Linked DNA regions of Homo sapiens: region 2 is linked to region 1. Evidence: read pairs that join two places in POLR2A ChIA-PET (ENCODE). Cell type or tissue: Panc1. All regions are shown on one strand. Each heading gives the region's core, and the rest is flanking DNA. Links, peaks and the distances in the headings are about the cores only.

Region 1 (8,524 bases), core at 146-8,145:
GTCAATTCTGGTAATACTTATATGGCTATTCTGTTTTACTACTGCAGGTACTTTTAACATTTAACATATTCCCTAATAAAAATAGAAAACAAATTAAACTGTAAATACACAAAATAAAATTTTAGCCAGGCATGGTGGCTCACCTGTAATCCCAGCATTTTGGGAGGCCAAGGCGGGCCTGAAGTCAGGAGCTCAAGACCAGCCTGGCCAACGTGGTGAAACCCCATCTCTACTAAAAATACAAAAATTAGCTTGGCTTGGTGGCAGGCACCCATAATTCCAGCTACTCAGGATGCTGAGGCAGAACTGCTTGAACCCAGGAAGCAGAGGTTGCAGTGAGCTAAGATAGCGTCATTGCACTCCAGCCTGGGCGACAAGAGTGAAACTTCGTCTCCAAAAAAAAAAATTAAAGAAAACTCAAAAAGCACTTTTTTTCCATTGGGCATAGGTCTCATGATAGGCTTTCTGACAGGTAACAAGTTGGATACATAAATGAAATGAAAGCCCTGAAGGGTAAGTCCTACACACATGAAGCCCTCCTGTGAAGAATTTTGGAGTCGAATAGTTAAGATTCATATATCAATCTGGCTCCTTACAAACTGTGTGACCTTGGGGAAATCTACAAATTTCCTAAGCCTATTTACCCATTTTTAAAAAGGGACTAATATACCGCCTACCTCAAACAGCTGTGGTGAAGCTTAACAAAATCGTCAATATTTAAGGGCTTGTCTAGCTTTGTATATCTCTCACCTACAGCTCAAGAATAATTTCACTTTTGTACTTTTATATACATAAGCAAAGTAAAAGACTTTGCTTCCCTAGTGTCCAAAGACAGACAACAAATCATTTTTGCCATCACAAGAAAGCAGAAAGCAAAGGTCACCTCATCTTAATCATCATCAATCATCACCATAATAACAATATTTATTGAGTACTTACTATGTTCTAGGTACCATTCCTAGGCTCTTTAAATGCATTAACTCACTTGACACGTCAGATAATACATTTTATATACGCTAGAAGAAGAGAAAAATAGGTACTTATTATAAGATTACGAACTCAGAGAAAAGAAAGTTTCTTCCAGGTGGAAAAAATTAGAAAAGACTGCCTGGAAATGGAAAACCTGGTAGGCAGATTTGAAGCGTAAGTAAGGGGGGCGCGGCAGGGAGTCAAAGCAGCAAAAGGAACAGAAAATATCTTCCCAAAGCTGAATCACAGTAGACATGGAAGGCAATAAGAAACAGGATGAAAAGCCAGGACATGTAAGAGAAGTCTTTGAGTGCCCATTTAGGATTCAATAAACACCTATTCAGTACCATAGTTTTGCCATTGTGTTCTTTGCATTTTCATTAAAGACAGTAAAAAGCTGATGATGGGTTTTTGGCAACAAAGTGACTTGAAAATTGTGGTTCAGGAACATTTATCTGGCTGCTTTATGTAATATTCTATACAACTCCTCCTCTTATTCTCTGCTATGGCTAATAACACCTCGTTTCTCAGTTCCACTCAGTCACCCAAACTACAAATCTGAATTGTTTCAACTTGCCTCTCCCCATCACACTACTCATTCACAACCGGACCTCCTAAACCTTTCTCCACTCAACAACATTTAATGTCACTGTCTTGCTTCAAGCACTAATCATTATTTTCTGAAGAAGTCTACATGACCTCCAAAATCCACATTCATTATTGCCACCTGCATAATCTCTCCAAAATATACATCATCTCATAATGCTTGTTTTTACCTGAAATTGTTTAATGACTTCCAACTTGCCTACAAGCTACACAATATACAAATTCTATCAATCTGGCTCAGACGTGCCTCTCCAACCTCAAATTCTACAATCCCCTCTGCCAAACTATTACCAGCATACATAAAATAGTTTCTCATGCTTCTGTGACTATTTATGTTGCTGTTCCCTCCACCTAAAATGACCTCCCACGTTCACTCCAATTATTTTTTTTTTGAGACAGAGTCTTGCTGTCGCTCAGCAGTCTGGAGTGCAGTGGCCGCCATCTCGGCTCACTCCAATACTCCTCCTGGGTCAAGTGATTCTCCAGCCTCAGTCTCCCGAGTAGCTGGGATTACAGGCATGCACCACCAGGCCCGGCTAATTTGTGTATTTTTAGTAGAGATAGGGCTTCACCATGTTAGCCAGGCTGGTCTCGAACTCCTGACGTCAAGTGATCCACCCACCTCAGCCTCTCGAAGTGCTGGGATTGCAGGTGTAAGCCACCACGCCTGGCCCAATTATTCATTCTTCAAGATTCAGTTCAAGTATCATCTCTTGGCTGTCTTTAGTGTGTAGATTTGATGGGCCCTGAAATAGCCTAAATGACACAGGTCACATACAAGGTATACCATAACAACTCAGGACAGCTTTAAAATACCAAGTACACTGATTTTCCTATCCATTTAATCATTTTATTAAGAATCTCAGCAGGGTGCGGTGGCTCACACCTGTAACCTCAGCACTTTGGGAGGCCGAGGCGGGGGGATCACTTGAGGTGAGGGGTTGGAGACCAGCCTGGCCAATGTGGTGAAACTCCATCTCTACTAAAAATACAAAAATTAGCCGGGTGTGGTGGCACACACTTGTAATCCCAGCTACTCGGGAGGCTGAGGCAGGAAAATCTCTTGAACCTGGGAGGTGGAGGTTGCAGTGAGCCAAGATCACGCCATTGCACTCCTGGGCGACAAGACCTCAACTCCGTCTCAAAAAAGAAAATAAAAATAATCTGGCCAGGCGCGATGGCTCACGCCTGTAATCCCAGCACTTTGGGAGGCCAAGGTGGGAGGATCACGGGGTCAGGAGTTTGAGACCAGTCTGACCAACATGGTGAAACCCCATCTCTACTAAAAATACAAAAATTAGCCGCGCGTGGTTGCGCATGCCTGTAATCCCAGCTACTCAGGAGGCTGAGGCAGAAGCACTCGAACCTGGGAGGTGGAGGCTGCAGTAAGCCAAGATCGTGCCACTGCACTCCAGTCTAGGCGACAGAGAGAGACTCCGTGTCCAGAAAAAAAAAAAAAAGAATCTGGAGAAAATTTCAAATTACCCAATGTCAATCAAGATTTTCCCCCTTCTTATGAAATTGAATAAAAACAAAAATGTGTGTGTGTATACATATATACATACTTTTTTTTTTCCTTGAGACAAAAGTTTTGCTCTTTTTGCCCAGGCTGGAGTACAGTGGTGCAATCTCAACTCACTGCAACTTCTGCCTCCTGGGTTCAAGCAATTCTCCTGCCTCAGCCTCCCAAGTAGCTGGGATTACAGGCATCTACCACCACGCTCAGCTAATTTTTTTATTTTTAGTAGAGACGGGGTTTCACCATGTTAGCCAGGCTGGTCTCGAACTCCTGACCTCAGGTGATCCACCTGCCTCGGCCTCCCCAAGTGCTGGGATTACAGGCGTGAGCCACCGCGCCTGGCCTGTATTTTGAAAAATACAAAAATTACCCAGGCATGGTGGCGCGGGCCTGTAGACCCAGCTACTCAGGAGGCTGAGGCAAGAAGACTGCTTGAGCCCAGGATTTGCAGAGTTGTAGTTAGCCACTGCACTCCAGCCTGGGCAACAGAGCCAGACCCTGTCTCAAAAAAAAAAATCATTCTTTTGTCAAAATGTATTCACTGCACTCTGTTCTGAGATACTACAAGTTGCTCTAGACAGAGAGGACAGCAGGAGTAGAATCACAAAGATCACAAAGTGGGGAGGGAGAAAGCATATATATATTAGAGTGTGAGCAAGGTGGGGCTTGATTAGAAATGAAACTTGAAGTGACTGAAGACCTAGCAAACTGTGTTAAAGTATGTGGACTATAGGAAAGAGGGAGTCAGCACAGTACGGTGGCTGAAAGCCCCAACTGTGGAGCCTCAGTACCTGAGGTTCAACTTTCAGCTCTGCTACTTACAAAGCTGTCACAAAGGGCTAGCTAAATTCTCCCAGAATGTTGTGAGGAGTAAACGAATACTTGTAAAGCACTTAAAACAGAGCCTGGCGTATTAGTAAGTGCTATGTAAATATTTGTTAAATAAATACAAAGGGAGCCAAGGGAGGGTTCTTTTTAAGTAGGGAAGTGTGATATGGTCAGATTGCATTTTAGATAGATGACTGGGGACTATGTAGCAGAAAGACGTTAACCGGACAAGACTGAATTTAGAGAGACGATGTGAAATTAGTTGGGTAAGAGATTATGTGAACTATGATGGTAGTAGTAGTAATGGTAAGTATGGATAGAAGGGGACTAACTCAACAAATATCGAGGAGGTAAAATTGGCAAGACAAGGTAATTGATTGGATATAGAGGAAGAAAGAAGAGTCAAGGTTGAGTCCCACGTAAAGTATTATTTCTAATGTTTTTAAAAGTAATATTCTTCTAAGAACTTTGGATCCTAGATGTCTTCTGTGCTAGTGACATTTGATGTCTTGGGGTTGTATTATGATGCTTCCATAAAAATGCGAACCACAGGCCTGTTTAAACTCTCAAATTGATAGGCCCTCGCTGTTTTGTTTTTTTTTTCAGTAGGTGGAGATAATTTCTCTTTAAGGACATACCATTATACAGAACACTTATTTAGCCCAAGTCGAAGAGCCAGAAAGCTTGAATAATGATTTTATTAAGTGGGGTTTTTTTTTATCTTTACGTTGGGATTTGTGATGATAAAGACTATAGCATCATGGTAATACTGTAAAAATTTTTAAGTGACTGCTGAACCATTAAAGACAAATTAAAATTTGTTAATTCTGTTATTTCCAATTTTTTCACTGTTCATTCATATATGATAAACTTTGATAACCAGAATATTTCATTACTTATTGATCCCTTTGACAAATCTTAGCTCATTTCTACATTTGTCAACTTTAAAAATATTTTTTCTTAGGCTGAGAGCAGTGGCTCATGCCTGTAATCCCAGCACATTGGGAGGTAAAGGTGAGCAGATGGCTTGAGGCAGTTTGCTTAGGCTAGGAGTTTGAGACTGGCCTGGGCAACATGGCAAGACCTCACCTCTTACAGAAAATAGAAAAATTAGGCCGGGCGCCGTGGTGCATGCCTGTAATCCCAGCACTTTGCGGGGCCGAGGCAGGAGGATCACCTGAGGTCAGGAGTTCAAGGCCTGCCTGACCAACATGGTGATACTCCATCTCTCCTAAAAATAGAAATATGAGCCAGGTATGCCGGCAGGCACCTGTAATCTCAGCTACTCGGGAGGCTGAGGCAGGAGAATTGCTTGAATCCAGGAGGCAGAGGTTGAAGTAAGCCAAGATCATGCCATTGCACTCCAGCCTGGGCAACAAGATTGGGAGACTCCATCTCAAAAAACAAAAATTAGCCAGGTGTGGCTGGGCACGGTGGCTCATGCCTGTACTCCTAGCACTTTGGGAGGCCAAGGTGGGCAGATCACGAGGTCAGGAGTTCGAGACCAGCCTGGCCAACAGAGACCCCCCATCTCTATTAAAAATACAAAAAACTTCACTGGGCAGGGTAACAGATGCCTGTAATCCCAGCTATTCAGAAGGCTGAGGCAGGAAAATCACTTGAACCCAAAAGGCGGAGGCTGCAGTGAGCCAAGATCGCAACACTGCACTCCAGCCTGGGCGACAAGAACGAGACTCAGTCTTGAAAAATAAATAAATAAATAATAAATAAATATTCATGTATGAGTTTAGTCAACAGCTTATTTCATTTTCTCTGACAATGCTAAATGTATAGCCTTTCCTCACCCATAAAAAGTTAACCAAGGCCAGGCATGATAGCTCATGCCTATAATCCTAGCACTTTCAGACACTGAAGTGGGTAGATCACCTGAGGTCAGGAGTTCGAGATCAGCCTGGCCAATATGGCGAAACCCCATCTCTACTAAAAATAAAAAATTAGCCAGGTGTGGTGGCACATGCCTGTAATTCCAGCTATTACTAGGGAGGCTAAAGCAGGAGAATCGCTTGAACCCAGGAGGCGGAGGTTGCAGTGAGCCGAGATCGCGCCACTGTACTACAGTCTGGGCAACACAGCGAGAGTCCGTCTCAAAAAGAAAAACTTAACCAAAATACTAAATAATCAAAACATCTGACTCATTTATCTCCATCTTCTTTCTTTTGTAGTTAGCATATTTTTTATAAAATAAAAATATGAAAAGAAATAGATAAAACACTAGTATATCATAGAACATATTCTTTCTTTTTTTGGTTTTTTTTTTTTTTTTTTGAGATAGTTTCACTCTTGTTGCCCAGGCTGGAGCGCAATGGCACGATCTCGGCTCACTGCAACCTCCGCCTCCCGGGTTCAAGCAATTCTCCTGTCTCAGCCTCCCAAGTAGCTGGGATTACAGGCACCCACCACCACACCTGGCTAATTTTTGTATTTTTAGTAGAGACAGGGTTTCACCACATTGGCCAGGCTGGTCTGGAACTCCTGATCACCTTCTGCCCGCCTTGGCCTCCCAAAGTCCTGGGATTACAGGCATGAACCACAGTGCCCAACCCATAAAACAAACTCTTCTATCTTTACCTTAGATTAAAAATGGATTGGGCTGGGTGTGGTGGCTCACACCTGTAATCCCAGCACTTTGGGAGGCCAACTCGGGTGGATCACTTGAGGCCAGGAGTTCTTTAGTAAAAATACAAAAATTAGCTGTCTGTGGTGGTATGTGCCTGTGGTCCCAGCTACTCGGGAGACTGAGGCAGAAGAATCGTTTGAACCCAGGAGGTGGAGGTTGCAGTGAGCTGAGATCGAGACACTGCACTCCAGCCTGGGTGATGGAGTGAGACTCTTACCTCAAAAAAAAAAAAAAAAAAAAAAAAAGGTTAAAAATGGATTAATCTGCACTGTAAAATTTTAATAAACATATAACTTTCTACAATGCTTTCAAAAATTAAATTTATTAAAATGTTCAAAGATTCTTAATTTTACTTTTGTAAAAAGTCTCAGAAAATTTTTTAATGGCCTCAGTTAACTGTCAATTCTTGTCAACATAAGAGCCCCAAAAGCAGATAATCAAAATGTATAGGTAATTTGTCCAGTTGAGTTAATTCACTTTTTATACTTAAGAATTCTGTCAAAGTGTAACCCTGTTCCCTCAGAGAATATAAAATCTCTGTATACGAAATGCAGCCACTCTTTCCTCCATCACCTTAATTCTCTTGAGATCACCGGAGTCAACTATTACAAAGATCTTTAGGATAGCACATTTCCTTTCACATAACCATTCAGTCAAATGCAACTAGTACTTATTCACTTATTAATACTATCTGTAAAGCAGTATTAGGCATTTTTTGGGAGAAGCTACTCAAATGCCAAAAGCCTTATGCATGCAAAGCAGTCAACAATACAAGACCATATGTTAATAAATGCCAATTTAAATGATGCAGGCAATAAATACCACCAACTTTCACCATTTAACAAAGATTAAGGAGTCCAATCGTTATAGAAAGAAGGAATGTGTGATTTTACAAAGCAGTACCCAAGAGTTCTGTGACTGCAATATTTACCTTATTCTAGTCACTAACCTAACATTCGACAGGAAAAGAAATTCTCTGGATTTCAGTTCTCTCATCCATAAAAATACCAATCTACCTCAAAAAGTAGCTGGCAGAAGAACAAATGAAAATCAGTACCAAGCTCAATATTTAGAAAGTTCTAGAGAAACGTTTATGACAATGTTAAAAGACAATAGAGAGTACCATTCCAGAAGTATCCTTGACAAATGCAGATTAGTCCTATCTAGGTAAGTTTCAACAAGAAGCCACCATCTTTTAAAAAGAAAACAAGAAATAAAATAATAAGTGCTTATGATGCCTGCCACCAATGAATATAAAGCATTTCATAAATATCAATTAAATTCTATGACTGCCATGCCAAGGTTAAAAATTACATATGTAACAGAAGTTAAACTAAGGTTCCATTTCAATGACTAGCCAAAAAGTGCCATGCCAAACCAGCAACAAAGAACAATCCAAAAAGCCTTCACTGCAGTTAACTATTACGCTTACATAATACAGCATCTTTCTTCATGAAATACAGATTTCTCAAAATGTTTGACCTTCAATGACGAGGATTCAATTTACAGCTAAGCATCTTCTGGAGAACGGTAGGTCTGTCTTTTTTTCAGAACTCGTATTGTATACCACTAGTTTTATTTTAAATAGAACAACTTTCTAAGTAAAAAAAAAAAAAAAGTAATAGTTGTACTGTAGATGACATAATAAAAACAGTGGCAAAGAATTTCCACTTCAAAACTTAACTATTTCCCTCTTTCCAAAGCACATAAAAATAAGTTACCTGTCATAATGAAATATTTTCGTTAACAGGGACTTAGAGGCAAGTAAAAAATATTTTAGGACCACAAGCAGAAATGGCCAGCTTGGTTTAAAACCAACCGAGCCTCAAGTCCCTTTGGCAAAAGAGCGCATGACTCACTGCTTTAGAACTCAATGGGAAGATATTGAAAATTCACTCTGCCCTAATATTTTGCTTTGGGTTTTTTAAGACATCTTCATCTTATTTTTATTTATTTATTTATTT
Region 2 (8,524 bases), core at 275-8,274, 83 kb after region 1:
CCAGGCTGGTCCTGAACTCCTGATCTCATGATCTGTCCATGTCGGCCTCCCAAAGTGTTGGGATTACAGGCATGAGCCACTGCATCCAGCTGAGGCCTGACATCTTGCTCCCTGGTCCCTAGTGCCTGATGGAGGAGAGATGAGGTACAGAGGGTAAATAACCTCAAGAGATTCCAGTAGTGAGTAAGGAACTTTGTCTTTCTCTTATTTTATTAATTTAATTTTTAATTTTTTTTTTTTCCTGAGACGGAGTCTCCCTCTGTCGCCAGGCTGGAGTGCAGAGGCACGATCTTGGCTCACTGCAACCTCCGCCTCCTGGGTTCAAGCAGTTCCCTTGCTTCAGCCTCCCAAGTAGCTGGGACTACAGGCATGCACCACCACGCCTAGCTAGCTTTTTGTATTTTAGTAGAGATGGGGTTTCACCATGTTGGCCAGGATGGTCTCGATCTCCTGACCTCGTGATCCACCCGCCTTGGCCTCCCAAAGTGCTGGGATTACAGGTGTGAGCCACCGCGCCTGGCCTATTTTTTAATTTTAAAATATTTAACATAGTCAAAAAATACATGTTGCCAGGCACGGTGGCTCACACCTGTAATCCCAGCACTTTGGGAGGCTGAGGCGGGCGGGTCACCTGAGGTCGGGAGTTCAAGACCAGCCTGACCAACATGGCAAAACCCCATCTTTACTAAAAATACAAAATTAGCTGGGCATGGTGGCGCATGCCTGTAATCCCAGCTACTCGGGAGGCTGAGGCAGAAGAATGGCATGAACCCAGGAGGCGGAGCTTGCAGTGAGCCGAGATCGCACCACTGCACTGCAGCCTGGGCAACAGAGCGAGACTCCGTCTAAAAAAAAAAAATAAAGTCATGCATATGTATTTTGTATGCACAATAAGACAAAGACTTGTGAACCTACCACTCATTTTAACAACTGGAATTCTTTTCCAGATTTTTGCTGTTTAAATAATGCTTCTGCCTGTAATCCCAGCAATTTGGGAGGCTGAGGTGGGAGGATCGCTTGAGCCCAGAAGTTTGAGACCAGCCTGGGCAACAAAGTGAGACTCTGTCTCGACAAAAAGTAAAGGCCGGGCTTGGTGGCTGATGCCTCTAATCCCAGAATTTTGGGAGGTCGAGGCGGTGGATCACTCAAGGTCAAAAGTTCAAGACCAGCCTGGCCAACATGGTGAAACCCCGCCTCTACTAAAAATACAAAAACTAACCAGGCACAGTGGTGCGTGCCTGTAATCCCAGCTACTCAGGAGGCTGAGGCAGGAGAATTGCTTGAACCCGGGAGGCGGAGGTTGCAGTGAGCCAATATCATGCCACTGCACTCCAGTCTGGGTGACAGAGGAAACTCTGTCTAAAAAAAAAAAAAAAGTACAAAAATTAGCCAGGTGTGCTGGTGTGCACGTGTGGTCCCAGCTACTCAGGAGGCTGAGGTGGGAGAAACGGTGTTTCTCCATGTTGGTCAGGCTGGTCTTGAACTCCAACCTCAGGTGATCCGCCCGCCTTGGCCTCCCAAAGTGCTGGGATTACAGGCATGAGCCACTTCGCCCAGCCACTAGTGGACTTTTTAATGCTCCAGTGAACATGCTGAGCTACTTCTAGTCCTGTAGTCCTATAGTCCTAACTGAATGACATGGAGGACAAGGGAGGGGAGGAATTGCCAGATTAGGGAGAGACTAGGGGACTTGGGGTCTTTCTATGTGACTCTGAGAATCCCTGGACTTTCTTAGAGAATGGAAGCCAGCTGGTGGATTTGTTATTCATAGTTCTGTTCCACCCCAAAGCACACTACGGCCTGATCCTCTGGGAATGATTGAAGATGCCTAAGTAACTGTCTGTCCTATCCGACCCCCGACAGCCTCTCCTGCTTCTCAGGTGAACACTGTTTACTTCCCTCTACTCTTGAAGTCAGTGTTTCTCCAAGTGTGGCACACAGCCACTTACATTAGAATCAGCTGACGTGTTGTTAAAATTGCAGATTCTTGGCTGGGCGCAGTGGCTCACGCCTATAATCCTAGCACTTTGGGAGGCCGAGGTGGGCAGATCACCTGAGGTCGGGAGTTTGAGAGCAGCCTGACCAACATGGCGAAACCTCATCTCTACTAAAAATAGAAAAATTAGCCAGGTATGGTGGCATATGCCTGTAATCCCAGCCACTTGGGAGGCCAAGGCAGGAAAATCGCTTGAACCTGGGAGGTTGCGGTTGCGGTGAGCCAAGATTGCACCATTGCACTCCAGCCTGGGCAACAAGAGTGAAACTCTGCCTCAAAAAAAAAAAAAAAAAAAGCAGATTCCCAGCTGGGCACGGGGGCTCACACCTGTAATCCTAGCACTTTGGGAGGCCGAGGTGGGCAGATCACGAGGTCAGGAGTTCTAGACCAGCCTGGCCAATATGGTGAAACCCCATCTCTACTAAAAATACAAAAATTAGCTGGGCATGGTGGCTTATGCCTGTAGTCCCAGCTGCTTGGGAGCCTGAGGCAGGAGAATCGCTTGAACCCGGGAGGCAGAGCTTGCAGTGAGCAGAGATCACAGCACTGCACTCCAGCCTGGGCAACAGAGTAAGACTGTCTCAAAAAAAAAAAAAAAAAAAAAAAAGCGTATTCTCAGACCTTGCCCCAGACTGAACCTGATTCTCTGGAGTGCGACTTAGGAACCTGCTGTTTAATTAGCTCCCCAAGTGATCTTCACATTGAGATTTGAGGGCTACTGCTCTAAGCACTGCCATCAAGGAGGTCAGGCCAAGGTCATCTCTAAGCAGCTTCAGACACTCTCCTCCGTAAGGGACAAGTTGAATCCCATTTTCCCCTGATGCTTCCCTTACTTCCGCTGACCCCTTAAATTGTAGGATCCGCAGGTACAAGATGTGTATCCCAGCATTGTTTATAGTAGAAAGAAACTAAAAACAGCTGCTTGCTAGTAGAAGCCTGGTAAAATATGTAATGGCTCATCTTTCCAGTGGAATGCTGTGCAGCTATTAGAAGTGGCTTGATGTCCGGGCGCGGTGGCTCACGCCTGTAATCCCACCGCTTTGGGACGCCAAGGTGGGTGGATCACTTGAGTCCAGGAGTTTGAGACCAGCCTGGGCAACATGGTGAAACCCCGTCTCTACAAAACATATAAAAATTAGCAGGGTGTGATGGTGGGTGCCTGTAGTCCCAGCTACCTGGGAGCCTGAGGTGGGAGAATGGCTTGAGCCCAGGGAAGTCGAAGTTGCAGAAAGGCAGAGGTTGCAGTGAGCCAAGATTGCGCCACTGCACTCCAACCTGGACAACGGAGCCAGACCCTGTCTCAAGAGATAAATAAAACACGGGCCGGGCGCGGTGGCTCACCCCTGTAATCCCAGCACTTTGGGAGGCGGAGGTGGGCGGATCACGAGGTCAGGAGAACAACACTACGGTGAAACCCCGTCTCTACTAAAAGTACAAAAAATTAGCCGGGTGCAGTGGCGAGCACTTGCAGTCCCAGCTACTGGGGAGGCTGAGGCAGGAGAACAGTGTGAACCCGGGAGGCGGAGCTTGCAGTGAGCCGAGATCGTGCCACTGCACTCTGGCCTGGGCGACAGAGTGAGACTGTTTCAAAAATAAATAAATAAATAAATAAATAAATAAATAAATAAATAAATAAAACAGTGTTTCAACCAGAGGTTCACAGACAACCTGTGGGGATTTTTTTTTTTGGCGGAGTTTTGCTTTTGTTGCCCAGGCTAGAGTGCAGTGGCGCGATGTCGGGGCTCACCGCAACCTCCGCCTCCCGGGTTCAAGCGAGTCTCCTGCCTCAGCCTCCCCAGTAGCTGGGATTACAGGCATGTGCCACCACACCAGGCTAATTTTGTATTTTTAGTAGAGATGGGGTTTTCTCCATTTTGGTCAGGCTGGTCTCGAACTCCTGGCCTCAGGTGACCCACCCGCCTAAGCTTCCCAAAGTGCTGGGATTACAGGCGTGAGCCACTGCGCCTGGCTAGCATTTGGATTTTTTAAAAAGGTCTTCCAAGATTCTGACGTGAACTCCTAGTTGAGACCTGTTGCTGTAATACAGAACTGTTGTTGATTGTGGGCCAATAAAAGAAACGCAAATAACTATTCAGAGGGCAAATTTGAGTGAGTACCCTAAGAAAGTGACGAAACAAATGCTATGGGGCTTCAACGGAGCTAGAGGTTACATCTGGATGGAAGAATGAAGAAGGCTTTATGGGTTAAGTGGCAATTTGTAATGAGACATGAAAGTATATGTAGGCTGTGGGACAGTAGAAATTGTGGGAAGGAGGCTGGACATGGTGGCTCACACCTGTAATTCCAGCACTTTGGGGGTCCAAGGTGGGCAGATCACTTCAGGTCAGGAATTTGAGCCTGTTCAACATGGTGAAACCCCATCTCTTTAAAAAAAAAAAAAAGCCGGGCAGGGAGGCGGGCACCTGTAATCCCAGCTAGCTACTCAGGAGGCTGAAGCAGGAGAATCACTTGAGCCTGGGAGGCAGAGGTTGCAGTGAGTTGAGATTGCACTGCTACATTCCAGCCTGGGCCACAGAGGAGACTCTGTCTCATTAAAAAAAAAAAAAAAAAGGAAACTGGGAAGAAGAGGAGGAGGATATATATATATATATATTTTTTTTTTTTTTTTTTTTTTTTTTGAGACAGAGTCTCACTCTGTTTCCCAGGCTGGAGTACAGTGGCACAGTGGCATGATCTCGGCTCACTGCAACCTCTGCCTCCTGGGTTCAAGTGATTCTCCTGCCTCAGCCTCCCGAGTAGCTGGGATTACAGGCGTGCACCACCACGCCCAGCTAATTTTTTGTATTTTTAGTAGAGACGGGATTTCACCATATTAGCCAGGGTGGTCTCCATCTCCTGACCTCATGATCTGCCTGCCTCGGCCTCCCAAAGTGCTGGGATTACAGGCATGAGCCACCGTGCCCGGCCAGGAAACTGTGGGAAGAAGAGGAGGAGGATGTTTCAGAAAGAGAGACTAGTTTGGGTGAAGAGAGATGCAGAAAAGAACACAGAATATGTTCAGAGACCAGATCATAGTGAATTTGGCTGGAAGGTAGTTAAACGCCGAAGGAAAAGGTAGATTGGAACTGCTGTGAATGGTCTTGTATTCTAGGATGAAGTCTTATTAAATATGAGTAGGAGAGTCAATATTGAAGAAATGCCAATCCTCTCAAAATTCATCTATCTATATAAAATGTAATAACAATAAAAAAATCCCAAAAGGATTTTTGTAGAAAACTTAATAAAATGGTTCTGGAGTTTATTGCATGGACATGTGAGTCAGGCAAATTCTGAAAAACAAGATTAACATAGGGGCCTTATGTTATATTATACTGCATAGTAATAGAAAGCTACACTAATTAAAACAAATGTGTACATGTATAGAAATAAGCTGACAGATCAATGAAACAAGTCTAGAAATAAACTCAAGCATATGTGGGAAGTACATGAATTACCAACAGGACGATTCAAATCGATGTGTTAAAAATGGTATTCACGCGGGCCGGCCGCAGTGGCTCATGCCTGTAATCCCAGCACTTTGGGAGGCCAAGGCAGGCAGGCGGATCACCTGAGGTCAGGAGAGCACTCTGGCCAACATGGTAAAAACCCGTGTCTACTAAAAATACAAAAATCAGCCAGGTGTGGTGGCTACTCAGAGGACTGAGATAGGAGAATTGCTTGAACCCAGGAGGCGGAGGTTGCCGTGAGCTGAGATCATGCCACTGCTCTCCAGCCTGGGTGACAGAGTGAGACTCCATCTCAAAAAAAAAAAAAAGGTATTCATGCTGGGTGTGGTGGCTCACATCTGTAATCCCAGCATTTTGGGAGGCCCAGCTGGAAGGAAGGATCGCTCTAGGCCAAGAGTTCAAGACTAGCCTGGGCAACATAGCAAGACTCTGTCTCTAAAAAAAAAAAAAAAAAAAAAAATTTTTTTTTTTTAATTCGCTGGATGTGATGGTGTGCACCTGTAGTCGTAGCTACTTAAGAGGCTGACATGGAGGCCAGGTGCGGTGGCTCACGCCTGTAATCCCAGCACTTTGGGAGGCCCAGGCAGGCGGATCACAAGGTCAGGAGATCAAGACCATCCCAGCTAACACGGTGAAACCCCGTCTCTACTAAAAATACAAAAAATTAGGCAGGTGTGATGGTAGGCGAGATCCTGCCTTCAGTTTTGGGGGCTATATACCTAGAAGTGGAATTGCCAGATCACAGGGTAATCCTATTTTTAATTTTTTGAGGAATTGCTCATTTTAGAGTATAATCCCTATTCGTCTACATTTTGATTCTGTTTTGTCTGTCTGTGGTGCTTGTGGATGAGGTGTGTGTAGTGAACACCATCACTCTTCAGCAGTATTTTGAGCACATGGAGGGACTGCAGGCCTGCCCTCTTCCCCACCCCAAGTTAGGTGGGGACATCTGAGTTGATTTGGTTGTCAATGATGCGTCTCACTTCCGAGTGGAAGCTCTGAAAAGCCATCCTCTCTCTCTCCTTTTTGCAGGGGTCCTGGAAGCCCATGTTGACATGGTGGTGCCGCAGACTGTGGCTATGTGGATCATAGAATCGTCACATGGAGGATGGCTGTCCTGAGCAGCTGCTGAGGCCACAGGAGGCTTTGCTTCCCCTCCAAACTGTCTTTTCCTGCATAAGTGTCAGGCTGTGTGTGTGTGTGTGGTTTTTTTTTTTTTTTTTTGACAAATTTGATTTTCTCTTCTTTTTCTTATTTTAAATCATTTTTTTTTAAATCATACAAATGATGTATGAATCCATTATCATTGTAAGACATTCAAATGATATAGACAAAATTAAAGACTCTCATGTCCCACTTCTAACATTCCAACTCAGTTTTCCTGAGGTTTCCCTAAGGTAACGCTGTTCTCAGTCTGGGTTTTTCCTTTCAGATCTTTTTCTACGGCTACTTTTATGCTTTATATTTTCATATTGAAATGTGTTCTGGTTTTACTTTATATAAACAATATCAAACTGAACCTACTGTTTCACAATTTCCTTTTACCTTATTCCATATCTTGGAAATTTTCTGTGTCAGTAGATATAGATTTCCTTTTTTTTTTTTTTTTTTTGAGACAGGGTCCCGCTTTGTCACCCAGGTTGGAATGCAGTGGCATGAACATGGCTCACTGTGGCCTCGACCTCTTCGGCTCAAGCAATCCTCCTGCCTCAGCCCCTCAAGTAGCTGGGACTATAGGCACACACCACCACACCCGGCTAATTTTTGTATTTTTTGTAGAAATGGGGTTTTGTCATGTTGGCTTCCCACACCACCACACCCGGCTAATTTTTTTATTTTTTGTAGAAATGGGGTTTTGCCATGTTGGCTTCCCACACCACCACACCCGGCTAATTTTTGTATTTTTTGTAGAAATGGGGTTTTGCCATGTTGGCTTCCTAGGCAGGGCTCAAACTCCTGGGCTCAAGCGAACCTACCTGCCTCAGCCTTCCAAGGTGCTGGGATTATAGGAATGAGCTATCGTACCTGGTCAATTTTTTTTGGTTTTTATGATTATTTTGTTTCTTAATCCATATGGGATTATTTTATGTATGGTGTAATTTTAATTTTTTTCCAAGTGGAAAACATCATTATTGGCTATTCTTGCACATTTTGTTTTCCAGCTAAATGTTATAATCATCTTAAGCTTCCTATAAAACTTCTTGGCATTTTAGATGGTCTTCCTATTCACCCTGTATTTTTTCAGAGTATCCTCAAATTTTCTGGTGTGTCAATAACACTAATTCTGAATTTTCAGCTCGATTTGAAATTTACTGTTTAATTTTTAAAATGAGTATGTTCTGTTTTATGAGACTTGGAACAGGAAGCAGGGCAGTAGTAAGATGTACATTTATATCCAGTTCTTCCACCAGCTATCATTATTCATTTATTTATTTTATTTTTTGAGACGGAGTCTCCCTCTGTTGCCCAGGGGGGAGTGCAATGGCGTGATCTTGGCTAACTGCAACCTCTGCCTCCCGGATTCAAGAGCCCAGGTAGTCGAGTCTACAGTGAGCTGTGATCATGACGCTACACTCCAGCCTGGGTGACAGAATGAGATCCTGTCTCAAAAACCGTAAAGAAATGAAAAAGAAAATGTGGTATCCTTAGTGCAGAGGATCACTTCAGTGGCTCTCTCAGTTATGTAAATGTAAGCTGAGAAAAAATAATTGTTCTGTAACAGGATATCTTTTTTTTTTTTTTTTTTTTTTTGTCATGGACTCTTGCTGTTGCCCAGGCTGGAATGCAGTGGCGTGATCTCAGTTCACTGCAATCTCTGCCTCCTGGGTTCAAGTGATTCTCCTGCCTCAGCCTCCCAAGTAGCTGGGATTACAGCCATCTACCACCCCGCCTGACTAATTTTTTGTATTTTTAATAGAGACGGGGTTTCATCATGTTGGCCAGGCTAGTCTAGAACTCATGACCACAGGTGATCCACCCTCCTCAGCCTCCGAAAGTGCTGGGATTACAGGTGTAAGCCACTGCACCTGCCTGGATATAGCTTTTGTGACAACTATAATGG

What was found. Peaks named below come from ENCODE experiments on the same cell type or tissue, not always from the same donor. Only the 100,000 strongest peaks of a DNase experiment are listed, where the experiment ranks them.
Region 2: POLR2A ChIA-PET joins it to region 1 with 14 read pairs; 23 of 35 experiments call an interaction of 5 or more read pairs at or near these places.

The regions. Positions count from the first base shown.
Region 1 is chr17:2,598,253-2,606,776 of GRCh38, reverse strand. All of the region lies in intron 1 of PAFAH1B1 (platelet activating factor acetylhydrolase 1b regulatory subunit 1), which reads right to left. Among named protein-coding and RNA genes, the nearest start is that of PAFAH1B1, 8.9 kb to the right of the region's middle. RefSeq lists a silencer at 7,908-8,202. In Panc1, for the core only: no CTCF peak of the experiment used is centred there; a DNase peak (open chromatin) is centred at 4,067.
Region 2 is chr17:2,515,646-2,524,169 of GRCh38, reverse strand. No RefSeq gene overlaps it. Among named protein-coding and RNA genes, the nearest start is that of METTL16, 8.0 kb to the right of the region's middle. In Panc1, for the core only: no CTCF peak of the experiment used is centred there; no DNase peak of the experiment used is centred there.